2 separate regions of the Homo sapiens genome follow, and region 1 is linked to region 2. Evidence: read pairs that join two places in POLR2A ChIA-PET (ENCODE). Cell type or tissue: GM12878. All regions are shown on one strand. Region 1 overlaps PPP1R16B (protein phosphatase 1 regulatory subunit 16B). Region 2 overlaps DHX35 (DEAH-box helicase 35).

The links. ChIA-PET counts read pairs that join two places held together with the same protein. Peaks named below come from ENCODE experiments on the same cell type or tissue, not always from the same donor. Only the 100,000 strongest peaks of a DNase experiment are listed, where the experiment ranks them.
Region 1: POLR2A ChIA-PET joins it to region 2 with 11 read pairs; 2 of 35 experiments call an interaction of 5 or more read pairs at or near these places.

What each region holds. Positions count from the first base shown.
Region 1 is chr20:38,839,155-38,847,154 of GRCh38, reverse strand. The region is part of intron 2 of PPP1R16B (protein phosphatase 1 regulatory subunit 16B); the gene reads right to left. Among named protein-coding and RNA genes, the nearest start is that of PPP1R16B, 37 kb to the right of the region's middle. RefSeq lists an enhancer at 4,283-4,392. In GM12878, no CTCF peak of the experiment used is centred here; a DNase peak (open chromatin) is centred at 4,454; H3K4me3 peaks cover 1,690 bases; H3K27ac peaks cover 5,178 bases.
Region 2 is chr20:38,983,539-38,991,538 of GRCh38, reverse strand. DHX35 (DEAH-box helicase 35) reads right to left here. Exons shown (of 22, transcript NM_021931.4): 4 at 7,763-7,840; 5 at 2,622-2,726; 6 at 24-85. Among named protein-coding and RNA genes, the nearest start is that of DHX35, 25 kb to the right of the region's middle. RefSeq lists an enhancer at 3,408-3,527. In GM12878, no CTCF peak of the experiment used is centred here; DNase peaks (open chromatin) are centred at 3,558, 4,709 and 5,548; H3K4me3 peaks cover 1,380 bases; H3K27ac peaks cover 3,334 bases.

The sequences.
Region 1 (8,000 bases), 140 kb after region 2:
TGGATACACACAGCTGATACAACCTCTCTGGTAGTCAAATGAGTGGTTTATATCGAGACCTCAAAGCCAATGAACATCTAGGAATCTACCTAGTAAATAATCAAAGCTATGGCCAAATACTTTTTATTTTTATTTTATTTATTTAGTTTTTTGGAGACAGGGTCTCACTCTGTTACCTGGGCTGGAGTGCAGTGGCACAATCACAGCTTACAACCTTGACCTCCTGGGCTCAAAAGTTCCTCCCACCTCCACCCCGCAAGTTGCTAAGACCACAGGTACACGTCACCACACCTGGATAATTTTTTAAATTTCGTGTAGATATGGGGTCTCACTATGTTGCCTAGGCTGGTCTTGGACTCCTGGGCTCAAGTGATCTTCCCGCCTTGGCCTCTCAAAGTGCTAGGATTTACAGGCATGAGCCACAGCGCCCGGCCAACCAAATACTTTTATACATTGATATTCACCACGGCATAATTTATAGTAGCAAAAATTGGGAATGGCCTCAAAATGCAATAATAAGGGAGTAGCTGCATAAATTATGGAACATCCATGATAGGATATATGAGGTCATCATTAGAAATCTCTTTTTCCAAAGAGTATATAAAGATAAGACAAAATATTCAACCCCTCAACAGCATTTGACTGAGCTGACAGTCCTTTCTTCCAGGCTTCTGAGATGCCACACTATTCCTGGTTTTCTTTCTACCTTCTGAGTAGATGATTCTGGTCTCCTTTGTTCTCTTCTTCTTGGGTCAACATGCAGCTATTGAGGTGTCCCAGAGCTTTCTCTAGTGATCCCTTCTCTGCGATCCCTTCTCTGCTCCAACTACCCTTGCTTCCTAGATGACCTCCTACAGTCCTGCATTTTTGAAAATACTGCACTTGTATCATGCTGATGACTTCCCAAGTATTATAACCATCCCTGATATCTCCCCTGAGCTCCAGACTCACATATTCATCTGCCTCTTCAAGATCTCCATGTGGATGTTAAAAGGACATGTCAACTTGGACAGTCCTATAGAACTCAATTCTCTCCAAATCCCCTCCTCCCTCCTACTCCGATCTTCCCAGTCTCAAAATGTGGCACTGTCATCCACCTAGATGTTCAAGCCAAAAACCCAAAAGCCATCACTGAGTCCCTCCTCTGTCACTTGACACAGAAGCCCTGTGGGCTCCACCTCCTGATTTCTGCATCGCCCAGTGACCACCATAGGCTCTCACCTACGCTACTGTGAGGGCTTCTCATGAGCCTCCCTGCTCCCCTCACAGCCCTGCGAAAATAGATTGCTACAGTCAATTCTGCACTCAGCAACCAGGAAAATCCATCCCGAATTCAAAATCTGTATCTCATCACATGATTCCCCTTTCAAAACCACCAGTGGCTTTTCATCGAAATCAAATGTACAGTTCCTACTCTAGTCTTCTACGGTCAGTATGCTCTCCCTCAACCACCTCCTCCCCCTACTCTTCCACCTCCCATCTTTCTCCTGTCTTCAAACACGCCAACCCTGTTCCCATCACACATCCTTTGTACATTTCCTCCAGACTCCTCCACATTCAGGTCTGAGCCCAAATCACCTCCTCAGACAGGCTCTCCCTGATACCACAGCTCTAGCAGATGACTAATTTTGCTGAATTCACAAGTGAATGTTAGGGTTAAAGTTGTTTTTACTTTTACATTTTTATTTATTTGTTTATTTATTTTTTAGGGACAGAGTCTTCCTCTGTCACTTAGGCTGGAGTATAGTGGCACCATCACAGCTCATTGCAGTCTTGAACTCCTGAGCTCAAGCCATCCTCCCACCTCAGCCTCCCAATGCTCTAGGATTACAGGCATGAGCCACCACATTTGGCCCTAAAAGTTGTTTTTTAAATGTACACAAACTCACTCCTTGTTTGTGTGTAGATCCGAAGGGCTGAAGACAGCTGGGCTCACTCTCTGCCCCATCTGTCCCTCTAGATCTTCCCCTCTCCGTGCCTGAGGAAGCCAGTTGACTTGCACTACATCAAAGGCTTCCTTGCATTCTGCTTTCTGGTTAGGTTTGTCACCGAAAGCACCAGAATGGCAGGGGCATGGAGTGGCAGCCACTGCTCCTTTAGGTAGCCCTCTCCATACGGTGCCTTCCTTAGGTTCCAGTAGGTTCATTTCCTTGTCTCCTTCAGGCCCAGGGGGTGGGGTGGGGTGGGTAAGATCTCCCAACTTTTGCTATCCCAGGGTATTGTCCCATTCCTTGTTGACCCCCATAAACCAGTGGTTCTCAAAGTGGTCTCTAGACTCTTTCAGGGTATTAAAACATCAAAATAATTTTCACAGTAACACTAAGAAATTACTTGCATTTTCCACTGTGTTGACATTTGCACTGATGGTGTAAAAGCAATGGTGGGTAAAACTACTGTTGTTTTAACAGAATTAACTTAGTGGCACCAAGCTGTACTAGCAATCACCATCTTCATTGTTTTGTATGTGCAATCAAAAGAAAAAAATCAATACCAGTTTCCCTTAAAAATGTCCTTGATAAAGCAATAAAATGTATTAATTTTATGAAACCTTAATCCTTGAGTACATGTCCTTTTAATATTCCATGTGACAAAATGGGAAGTTCAAAAAAAGAATAATCATTGTCTCCAACTGCATTACTTGAGCCATTTTTTAAGCTGTGTGCTAAGCTAGTCTCTTCTCTCATGGAGCACTAGTTTTACTTAAAGGATGTCTAGCAAACAATGGTTATTCAGACTTGAGTATTTAACAGGCAGTGTTTTTTTTCCTAAAAAGGGCAAATGGATCTTCTCACAACTGACAGCATTTGTTACCAATGATAGAATTTGAACTTTTAAGCAAAAATCCAAATTTTAGAAAACTTTTATAGCTACCACGAACTTACAGTTTCCCAGTACCTGAATAATTGTATGGCAAGATTGTTATTGAAACTATACATTTTCTTATATTGTATAAAGCAATGTGTCAACATTTGGAAGATCTGTGTAACTCAGTGAACCAATATTTTCTAACAGATCCAATATATTACATTAAAAAAAAGTACACATGGGTAAAAGAACCATTCAAAATGCCAGACAGACCAATGGATTTTGATGTAAATTGATATGGCTTCAGATTCAGCACTGCAACTAACCTTTAAGAAACTACTACTTGTTGAGTTTAGATGTAGTATCAAAGAATATCCACAATATCTGAAAAAGCAATTAAAATATTTCCTCCCTTTTCCAACTACATAAGATTTTCTTTATTTACTTCAACCAAAATAACATATCACAACAGATTGAAGGCAGAAGCAGATAAGATACTCCAACTGTCTTCCATTAAGCCAGATCTTAAAAAGATTTGCAAAAATATAAAACAAGGCTACTCTCCTCATTGCTTTTTTTTTTGTTTTGAAAAATATAATTTTTCATAAAAATATTTATGTTAACATGTGGTGGTTTTAAAACATGTCCACAAATTCTCTCTTCAAAAGATGAAGCTTAATTCCCCACCCCTTGAGTGTGGGCTGGACCTAGTGAGTCATTTCTCATGAATAGAAGATGGTAGAAGTGATGGTACATGATTTCCAACACAAGGTCATAAAGGCATTGCGGATTCCTCTATCTCTTGGATCACTCACTCTGAAAAAAGCCACCTGCCATGCTGAGAGAACACTCGAGCTGTCCTATAGAGAGGGCCACATGGCAGGGAACTGAGGCCTCCTGCCAAGAGCCATGCCAGTGAGCCATCTTGGAAGTGGATTCTCCAGCCCCAGGTAAATCCTGAAGTGACTGCAACCTTATGAGATATCCTGAACGAGAACCACCCAGCTGAGCTGCTCTGGATCCCTGAGCCACAGAAATTGTGTGAGGCAGTATATGTTTATTGTTTTAAGCTGCTAAATTTTGAGTTCATCTGCTACGCAGAAGCAGATAGCCAACAGATAATGTGTTTATCATTCTGACTTAATGAATGAATAAATATTTAATGCCTCCGTTTAAATTTCGAATACAGTAAATATGGGTAGATAGAACCCAGCTAAACCAAAGCTTTTAGGAGTTCTCAGGTTTTAAGAATATAAAGGGCCTCTGAGACCAAAAAGTTTGAGGACCACTTCCCTAAACCCTTTACAAACTGCCCCTTTATCAAACTTTCCACAAATCACCCCATATAAAATCACCATTTGTTTCCTCCCAGGACGCTGCCTGACACAACAATACCAAAATATTATCAATGGTTGTTGCTGTTCAGGGGGAATATGGGTGATTTTATCTTCTTCTTAATGCTTCTTTTTTTCTGTACTTCTAAAAGTTTCTGTAACAATAACAGGGTTTTTTTTTTTTTAATAATTAGAAGAAAAGAAACTTCCCTTTTTAAAAGGACCAAAAGTGAAAGTCTGAGCTAGTTCCTGTAGATGAGCTGCTGGTTTAAGATGGTGGTGGCAAGGCCCAGGTGTCCAGCACTGTGCCTGGGGGTGGGGGAGGGGGTTGCAGGTGGCAGGGATGACTGAGCACCCCACCCACCTGACCCCAGTCAGAACAGCTCCTTCCTTTGTTTTACATATTGGGTTTCTGCATAATATCTCATTTAAAGAAAAGTTTCCACTGCTTAAAAAAGAGTTTGAAAACTTTTACAGTGAGAAAAATCATTAAATTTAATAAGAGTTAAATTTAGAGTACAGAAGAATCACTCAAACATTTTTTGAATGAGAATTTCCATAAAGAAAACCCTACACATTCTGAGAGAAAAACAGAAGTCTCTAACAACTTAACATACATTCAATGGTTTCAAGGGAGGCTGGGCTATTGTGGCCCTAGAAAGAAGTTATATCTGGGGCTAAAGAGTTTATCTTGGGGGCCCCAAATCAAAGGGCCCAAGATGCCAGCAGAAACACCAGGATGCCTAAGGCCAAAACAAACACAGATCAGTACAGCAACTGAGGGTTCTCTAGTTTTCTAGTGAAAACAAAAGCAGGAAGTACAGGACTGCCTGGTGGTTAAATACATGGGCTTCGGAGAAACTGATCTGGGTTTGAATCCTGGGATTGAGTCTGACACTTAAAACCTGTGAGACCTTGGCAGGTGACTTAGTCTCTCTGAGCTTCAAATTTCTCATCTGTAAAATGGGGGATGAGAATTCACACAGTGAAGCCATTTTCCAAGACAGTACAGCAGTTTCTTAAAAAGTTAAACATAATTTACCATATGACCCAACAATTCTATTCCTAGGTAATGACCCAAGAGAAATGAAAACATATATCCACACAAAGACTTGTACCCAAATTTGCCTTCCAGCATTCTTCATCCTACCCCAAAATAGAAATAATCCAAACGTTCACCTACTGGTGAATGGATAAACAAAATGCGGAATATCTATACAATGGAATACTACAGGGCAATGAAAAGGAATGAAGCCCTGATATATGATGTCACACCAAGGATGAACCTTGAAAGCAGTATTCTGAATGAAAGAAGCCAATCACAAAGATCATATACTGTATGATTCCATGTAAATAATATGTCCAGAAAAGGCAAATCTATACAGACAGAAAGTAGATTATAGTTGCCTGGGTCTGGGAACCAGGAGTCACTGCAAATGGGCATGAGGCTTCTTTTTGGGATGATGAAAAGGCTTTCTGTTTGTTTTTGAGATGGGGTCTTGCTCTGTCACCCAGGCTAGAGTGCAGTGGTTCAATCATGGCTCACTGCAGATTTAACCTCCCGGATTCAAGCGATCCTCCTGCCTAAGCCTTCCAAGTAGCTGGGACCACAGGCAAGTGCCACCACGGCTGGCTTTTTTTTTTTTTTTTTTTTTTTTTTTTCAGTACAGACAGGCTCTCCAGGCTGGTCTAGAACTCCTGGGCTTAAGCGATCCTCTACCTTGGCCTCCCAAAGTGCTGGGATAACAAGTGTTAGCCACACCACTCAGCGATGGCAATGTTTTACAACTGGATTGTGGCTGATGGATGCACAATTCTGTAAATTTACTGAAAATCATTGAATAGTACACTTAAAGTGGGCAAATTTTATAATATGTAAACTGAACCCCAAGCTATTTTTTAAAAATGGGGTTTGACTCTCTAACCTCAGAGAGTTGCTGTGAAGATTAACCGAGATAACATATGTAAGGCAAGCTGCCTGGTACAAAGCACCTGATAAATAATAACAATGATGACAATCAGAATATGCTGTAATAATAGATTACGTAAATGTAGAATAGTGTAGAATAACAACAATTTATACCACTTACGTAGCTCTGACCATACCACTTCAACATTTATCAACTTAATTTAACCCCCCAACAACGTTATGAAGCGGGTACATCATCATCCTCATTTTTACCGATGGGGAGATGGAGGCACTGAGAAGTAAAGTAACTTTCCCAAGGATGCACAGCTAGTAAACGGTAGAGCTAGGATTTGAATCCTGGAGGACAAACTGCAGGGTCTGTGCTCCTAGCCATGACACTACACTGTCTCTCAGTAAACATCAGCTACGTATTGAGTTGCTACTTTAACCAGGGCCGGGAAAAGGCTCACAGATGGCTCCCCAGAGATCACGCTGGACTCAAAGCTGAGGGTTACAGGAGTTAGTCACAGGAAGAGTGTCCCAGACAGAGGGAATTGCATATACAAAGGTGTGGAGGTAAGATAACGCAGGGAATATGGGAGGATCTTGGTGGAGCTGGCGTCGCCTGGGGCAGAGGGTGATGGCAGTGAGAGCAGTGAGCATGGGGCTCAGGCAGGTCCAAGGGCAAGGACACTAGTCTAAAGGCAATATGGGACCAGAGGATGAAACTCAGTGAGTTCCTAGCCTGCCTTTCTCTGGAAACAACTCACATTCCCCAGGCAGGTGGGGGAGGTTGACTCAGAGGCTGCTGTGAGCTCAGGGGAGTGGGGGAGCTGCCACCCCACGCTCCCACGCCACTGTGAGCTAACACCCCGGCAGCCTCCCAAACACCAGCTCCACCAGCAAGAAGCAGCCGTTCCCAGCCTGCTGAAAGCAGCAGGCTCTGTAGTGCTGCCAGGAAGCTGAGCATAGCCCAGTGAGGTCAAGGGCTGACTGATGGCAGCCTCACACCCCTCATCCAAACCCAGGCAACTGTGGACCCTAAAACCAACCCACGAGCCTGCCACAGAGCACAGTATTCTGGCCCCTTCCCCTCACTTGGCTGCCCCATAGAGACAGGGGGACCAGCCCATGGGGTCTAGCACTTTTCTCATTCAAATTTAATACCTTCAGATCCATCTCTTTCATTTCATCACATCTGTCCTCGATAAACATTTGCACATGGAAATAAAACATTCACTGTGGCAAAAGCGAAGCTACTGGAAAAATCTGCATCAATAAGGAGCTAGTTAGAAAATTCTGGTAATCCATACTATGGAATACTACACAGCAGATAAAAATAATGGCACAGATCTGTACTGTACATGTTCTGGCATGAAAACGTCTCCAAGATATACCGTTGGATGGGAAAAAAAAAAAGAAAATTGCAGAATAATGTATCCAGGATACCATCACTTATGTAAAAACTTTTTAAAAAAGAAACCTGGCTCTATATTTCTCTTAAGTCCACAAGTGCATATGCAAATGAAAAAAATACCTGGAAAAGAAACATCAAACTAACAACAGTAGTGATGGATGGACAAAAAGAAGCAAAGGAGGGGAGGAAGGAGAGAGGGAGGAAGGGAGGGACAGAAAGGACTTTTTACTTTGTACACTTCTACGTTGATTGATTTTTACAAGAAGAATGTATCTGTGCATATTTAGGTTCTGAAAAACATTAAAGTCTGTAAAAAACAAAACAAAATAAAGTGCGTTATCACCGTGCTGGTACAGGTCTCAGGGTAACCTTTCAAAGAACTGTCACATCCAGGACCTTGTCTAAGTCTTGCCATACCCTCTTGAGGGCAAGCTTTCAAAACCTGATTTTACAGATTAAAAAACTGAACGCGGTGGCTCACACCTGTAATCCCAGCACTTTTGGAGGCCAAGGTGGGCGGATCACTTTGAGGTCA
Region 2 (8,000 bases):
TATCATAAGAAAAACACATTTACCTATATTTTGTTAACAACGGATCAACCATCATTTCCCTGACCAGCATTCCATCAGTAAGAAACTAAAAAATAAAAACACAAAGCTTTAGAAATAATTCACTTACACTACATATTAATGGTATTTTTTAAGTTCAAGTGCAACCTCTTTGCCAGCATGTGTACAAGTAAATTCCCACAAAGGACTGTGAGAAAATGCCCCCATATTTTCGTTATCAAGCAATGTAATTGTTCACAAAAGGCTTTAAACACAGGGTCCTCAGCTGGAGTTGCAAATCTTTGAGCAGAATTTCACTTGCCTTTATTATGGGAACATCAGCTATGCCCCATTTCCTCTGGGCTTGCACCACCAGTACTATCGATAAAGAGGCAGTGAAGACTAACTGGTATCTGCCCAAAGAAACACCCTAAGTGTAAGATAATTGCTCTTCAAATGTCCCAAAGACTATAGATTGCAGTTCTTGAGGTTATTAACTTAAACTTCAATTAATATTATTTTACAGACTCTAGATAGGATCATGGTTAAGCACATGGGCTATGGTGTCAGACTGCTGGGAGTTCAGATCCTGGCTCTACCTCTTACTAAGCTGTGTGAACCTTGGACAAGTTACTCATCTTCTCTGTCCCTGATTGCTCATTTGTAAAATGAGGTAATCAAAGTATTTACCTCACCAAGTTAATGTGAAAAATAAATAAGATAGTATAGTAGTTCCTCGGTATCCTTGTGGGGTTGGTTCTAGAAACCCCCCCAACCCACACCAAAATCTGCAGATGCTCAAGTCCATTATATAAGATGGCATAGTATTTGCATGTAACCTATGCATACCCTCCCATATATTTTAAATCATCTCTAGATTATTTAGAATGACTAAAACAATGTAAATGTTATGTAAATAGTTGTTATACTGTATTTTTTTAAATTTACATTATTTTTTATTTTTATTTTGTAATATTAGCAATTCAAGGTTGGTTGAATCCACAGATGCAGAACCCGCAGGATGCAGAGGACTGACTGTACATGTAAAGCGTTTAGCATAGGACCTAGGACAGAGTAGTGTTTAAGAAAAGTCAGCTAATATTATTTCAGATTAATGAATCTTTATAAAATGCTTCAGACACATACAGTAACAGCCTTCTTAACGTACTGAATTTGTTTTCAGGTTAAACCATCTCCCTTGCATGCTGTATCTTAGGTGTTTTTTACTTTTTTTGTTTTAAGAGCAGGATGCATTGCCATCATATTTTTCTTGGACCTGGTACTAGCTGCCACATACATACGTAGTGAGAACTTCCACCAATGACAAATCACCAGTCGAGAACTGAGCACCTTGAAATTGTGACCAAATGGAATACAAAAGGTTTTTATGGACGGCTCAAAGGTTTTCATGGTTATGCAAACCACTGAAAATTAGCTAGTTCAAATATATTTGATGGTACAGAAAAATATTCCCTTCACCTAGCAAAATGAATATAACAAAATATGGCAATCTGGAAAATAAGGTCTACATTTTTACAAATCACTACATTGGTCATTCAGCTCATCTGATTTTCAATTTTCCTCTGTTGCAAATTAAGAGGTAACTGAGATTCTAATAATCAATTTTCATTTCATCAGATTATTTTCATTCACTGTTTTATTGCACTGTCTGATTAGACTTTGATTCTAGCACGGTGGTAGGTAGTACACACCCTGTTGAGTTGATTATACACTGATTACTATTGATACTAATTATTTTAACATTAGCAACAAGGCCAAAGAACACACATGTAAAATCCATTTTCATATGAAAATGGAAAAGTACTAATTAGTGAAACAACATTCATGAATTCTACACTTCATCAACTTATACTACTCTATTTTTAAGCCTTTTACAGGCTTGTTTCTATATTTCGATTGCTATTTGAGTCAGTGAAAATACAATAAAATACACATAAGAAAAGACAGCTTTGAGTCTTGGTCCTATCACTGATTGGCATATAATATCAGGCAAGTCATTCAACCTTCCAAGCCCTTAACCTCTTCATCTTTGGAATCAAGGACTAAACCTGACTTCCAAGCTCCTTTCTGGGATAAGATTGCAGGACTCTTTGAAAGAGCCCTGTGTCGGCCGGGCACAGTGGCTCACGCCTGTAATCCCAGCACTTTGGGAGGCTGAGGCAGGTGGATCACGAGTCAGGAGATTGAGACCATCCTGGCTAACACAGTGAAACCCCGTCTCTACTAAAAATACAAAAAAAAAAAAAAAAAAAAAACTTAGCCGGGTGTGGTGACGGTCGCCTGTAGTCCCAGCTACTCGGGAGGCTGAGGAAGGAGAATGGCGTGAACCCAGGAGGCGGAGCTTGCAGCAAGCAGAGATCGTGCCACCGCACTCCAGCCTGGGTGACAGAGAGAGACTCTGTCTCAAAAAAAAAAAAAAAAAAGAAAAAAGGAAGAGCTCTCTGTCTCCTAGCTGACTAAAGTCTCTGAATGTCAGGATACTTTTCTTCACTTTCTGCCATGGTATCAATGTCCTGTACAGCAGCAAGGACTACATGTTTTTAATTCTCCCAAAATAACCTTCTTCCTTATTTCCACTAGGAAAAGCAGCTTGAGCACTTTACCTTAATTCTCGTGGCCAGCTGGTCGGTGCAGTCATCAAAGCGGATGCAGTAGCCCACCTCGTGGCCCAGCACTGCACCCCTTTCTTCAGCTACTCTCCCTGCAACCTTTGGGAAGAAAGATCATGCTGAAAATAGAGACATAGAAATTACTGCACAGCGCACATACTATGGAAAATCTAAAGGTCATTTATATTTTAAATAGTATGTGAACACAATGAAAAATGAAAAGAGACAAGTTATTAGAGAACAAGCATAATAACTTTTGCAATTTTTATTATTATTATTATTGAGACAGAGTCTCACTCTGTCACCCAGGCTGGAGGGCAGTGGCACAATCTCGGCTCACTGCAACCTCCACCTCCCAAGTTCAAGCAATCCTCCTGCCTCAACCTCCTAAGTAGCTGGGATTACAGGCAAGCGCCACCAGGCCCAGCTAATTTTTGTATTTTTAGTGGAGATGGGGTTTCGCCATGTTGGCCAGGCTGGTCTTAAACTCCTGACCTCAAGCAATTTGCCCGCCTCAGCCTCTCAAAGTACAGGGATTACAGGCGTGAGCCACCACACCCAGCCAATTATTAACTTATGTATCTCACTTCATTCTATAATGGTCTTGGGGCAACTTATAAGAACATACACAATGAAAAACAAAATCACATAAAAATGTTACGGATCAAGATCCAAAAAATTACAGAAAAAATTTCAAAAGATCAAAGCCAATGAGAAAATGTTAAACATAGATATGCCAAAATTATTCAAGTTGAGCCACAAATTCAGCTCTAAATTTGGTGGCCAAAGCAAAAAGGAAAGTAAAAGAAATGACAAGATTCACCCTGTTCCTAAACAAAGGGCACACTAACCAGGGACAACTTTTCATCTCCACGCTCGAAAAGAAAACCCATCCCCCGGGACCATGAAGGCAGAACAGGAATTACCATATTCAAAGCTGGGCCAGTTTCATTTTCTCATCGAAGGCAAAAAGCTAAGTTTCAAGAATGAGATACCTGAAACAGTTCACAACTGTGTCCCAGCTGCCAAAGCCACTGAGAGGGGAAATACAGACAAACTCAGGTTTAAAACAAAGGGGGCAGATGAGTGGATGAGAAGATCAATAAAAAATCCAAGGTAGCATAATAAAGTGAAAGACAAAATATGTAATACATTATGAAGACCATAAACTATAGACAAAATTTCATCCATCAAAACATAACAAATAAAAAATGAATGCAGGAAAGAGAAAAATGAATCCAACAGCAAGATCTCTGCATTCCCCCAAGAAGGCTATTCAAAAGTTAACTTATTAATAGAAAATATTTAAAAGAATGAACAAGCATAAAAGTGGAAGAGCAATAATGAATATCATTTAGTTTAATTTAAAAGAAAATAGGACCGGACGCGGTGGTTCACACCTACAATCCCAGCACTTTGGGAGGCAAATCACCTGAGGTCAGGAGTTCAAGACCAGCCTGGCCGACATGGTGAAACCCCATCTCTACTAAAAATACAAAAAGTTAGTTGGGCATGGTGGCATGCGCCTGTAATCCCAGCTACTCGCAGGAGGCTGAGGCAGGAGAATCACTTGAACCCGGGGAGGTGGAGGTTGCAATGAGCCGAGGTCACACCACTACACTCCAGCCTCGGTGACAAAGAGACTGTGTCAAAAAACAAAAAAAGAAAGAAAAGAAAGTTTAGTATTCACCACCACATAAACTACCTAAATGAAAAGAACCAAAGGGAAGCAATATTAATAGAGATTTCCCAGGGCCCAGCACACCAATCCCCACAGAAGGAAGGAGTTCAGTCTCCCTCTTTCACAGGTGAGACAACCTCCCCAGCACCCACGCAGTTCCCAAGTCCTGACTTTAGAACATGGCTGGCACATGTGGTGTCCTGAGACAGAGCTTACTGCTCCAGCCTTTCCACCCCAGCAGCCCCAGGCTCAGGAGGGCAGAGGCTCCCTGCCCTCAGCTTCTGAGCTAGGCACACCCAGGCGTTTCCTGCCCATCAGTGTTTAAGACACTGAAGAGCAGATGAGGATCAGAAGCAGCTCTGCCTGGTGACTTGAAATTATAGAATGGGGAGGCCAAAACCAAATCAATCATCTGGCAGCTGGTCTATATCATGTAGGCTTTCAAAACGTCTTATGAAACCAGAAAGTTATCCTACATTGCTCTGCCTCTGGTGGTTGTATTTCCCAATGACCAGCATTTCACCAGGACAGATTTGTTATTGTTACTGTTCCAATTTCAACCCTACATGTCGTTATATTATAAATCTCAGAATATGGTACAGGTAGAGAATGTGTGCATAGAGATACTAGGAACTTATGGAGAAAATAGGCTTATAAGAATGAGCATACATAAATATATATACACCTACGATGTACCCACAAAAATTTTAAATTTAAAAAAATGAGCATAAATTAACAAATCTCTGTAAAAATATAATCATTTTATGGGTCTATAAGGTAAAAGCCAAACCTGTTTATTCTTACTCCTTCACTATTTGAATACATTTGCTATAAAAAGTATGTATTTTTATTTTCAAACTCTATTTTTAAATTTTTATTATTTATAATCACACAAGGTTATATTCTCTTGGCTTTTTAATAGATTTTTATCTCTATCACTTTAGTTCTGCTCCCAATAACCTCATCAACTAGACTGGACAAATACTATCTTTTTGACAGACCAAAAGGAAAGGGAGGTAAAAGACCAAAAAAAAAAAAAAAATCACTGAGCACCTACTACTGGCAAGTGCTGTGCTCTAAGCTTTCACAAATTTGTATCTCATTAAATAGACACACAGCCCATGAGGTAGACGAGACACTGTTGTATTTACAAATGAGGAAACTGAAATAAGACAGGTGTTAGAGCTTATTCTGAATCACAGGTCAGGGAGGACCTACCTGGTCTTGAAGTCAAACCCAGACCACATGAGTTCAACAAGCATACTCACTACTAATTGCCTCTCACAGAGATCAAGCAACAGCTTATGCAATCTGTTTTTAGGCTCTGAGATTGTTTGCAGATTTTAGTCTGCACATAAAGTACTTTCTGAGATGTAGCATTTCAAACTTGACAGCTCTATTAATATATTACATGCTCTTTGCTCTTTCAAGAGAAAGCTGTGGTTTCATGGAAGTTATCCATGGCTACAAATTTGGAACTAAGATGCAAACTGATTAAGAGCTGGGATTCCAAACCACAAACAGGAAAAATTGTTCTAATTTTAGGTAACTGAGTCATCTTTTAGTGACAAAAAAGATTAACTCCAGCAGCATTTGCAACTTGGTTTCCAAACTGTTAGCCCCATTTTCATACAAAAACACAACACACACACACACATAACTTCTAAAACTGTATAACTTCTTAATTGAACACCATTAGAAAATGAACTTTGGGCAAAACAACGACACAATAATTAAAACTCAGTACAGAACAAAAATAACTTGGGGAAATAGAATTAATTGTTTGTCCAGGTAAAGGCCACAAACTAAAGGCCCTACTTCCTTTTCTTTAAGCCTTTTTTTTTTTTTTTTTTTTTGGAGATAGGGTAAAGGTTGGAGTACAATGACACGATCATAACTCACCGCAACCTTAACTCCTGGGCTCAAGAGATCCTTCTGGCTCAGCCTCCGAAGTAGCTGGGACCACAGGCAGGTGCCAGCATGCCCAGCTAATTTTTTTAAAAATTGTTTTGTAGAGACAGGGTCTTGCTATGTTGCCCAGGCTGTTCTCAAACTCCTAGGCTCAAGCAATCCTCTTGCCTCGGCCTCCCAATGTGCTGGGAATACAGGCATTAGCCACCACACCCAATCTCTCAGAGCTAATTTAAAAACAACAAAAGAATTCAAACATACTATCAACAAAAAACTTATGGTGGCTCAGACTTCTACACAGTGATCCTCAACGCCAAAAGGCAGTGAGCAAAGTCTGCAGTTTGCAGGGACAGTGTGAATCAAGAATTTTATATCAACAAAAACCACAACTGAACATTCTCAAGCATATTAAAAAAAAAAAAAAGCTGAATGATAAAATTCAGCCAATACAAGAAATAAAAGCAAAACAAGCAATTCAAGGTTAGCAAAACCATAGAAAATAACTAATGATGAGTAATGAATCCATTCAAGCTAGAATTAAGGTTAAACACCTGTGAGAATTATGATTAAGAACATGTATATTATAAATCTTGAAATGAAAATGACAGGACTGTATCTACAACAAATGGAGAAAGGGAAGGTGGAAAGAAGAATACATGTGCTAATTTCCTCTTCTTTCATAACAGGAAACTATAAGGCGTAATTTGAAATATAGGTAACATCTTGAATTTTTTTGTACTCTTTTTTCTTACTTTTCAAGCTTTAATAAATTATCTTGCGGTGAACATTTATCCAAAGTACAGTCGCTACTCCTATTTCACTAAAGTTTCCTATTTTGTTAAATTCAATAAAAAATAAATATTAAATATGATCTCATTTTTATAAAATTATTTCTATCCAGCCAGTCAACCATTCATCTTCATCTTTAGGAGAAGCTTGGAATGATGTTCACAAATGTTCACATTGTTTATGTTGGATGGTGAAATTTGGGGTTTTAAAAATATATTGTTTTTTTATTTCCTCAGCACTTTATTGTTTAAAACGTTCATAATGTGCAGGATCAATTTAACAAAAATATTCAAATCATAATTCTTTTAAAACAGAAGACCTGGCCAGGCACAGTGGCTCATGCCTGTAATCCCAGCATTTTGGGAGGCTGAGGCAGGCAGATCACAAGATCAGGAGTTTGAGAACAGCCTGGCCAACATGGTGAAACCCCGTCTCTACTAAAAATATAAAAAAATTAGCCAGGCGTAGTGGCACATGCCTGTAATCCCAGCTACTCGGGAGGCTGAGGCAGGAGAATTGCTTGAACCCAGGAGGCGGAGGTTGCAGTGAGTTGAGATAGCTCCATTGCACCCCAGCCTGGGCAACAGAGTGAGACTCTGTCTGAGGAAAAAAATAAAAATAAAAAAAACATAAAAACTGAAGACCTAAACTCTTAAGGAGCAACTTCTATTCATTTAAAGCCTTTAGGAAATGTAAACAAATCACAAATGTAGACAACACAGATAGAATCTTTCCAACACAAAAAGAAACTCACTGTAACAGCAGCCACTCTTCGAGGCTGGGTCACTCCTACCACTCTTCCTTCAGCTGTCCAGCCGGCTTCTGCAAGGTACTACAAACAAAATCACATCTAAGTATACATATGATACCACTTTTGCAGAGCAATCTCCCCCAAGATGCTCCCGTATTGTGTTAAAATCACTAAGAAAGGAAAAAGTACAGTTCTTGTCCCAGCAGAACTTTGGGAATTATTTTACAGATGGAGGATCTGA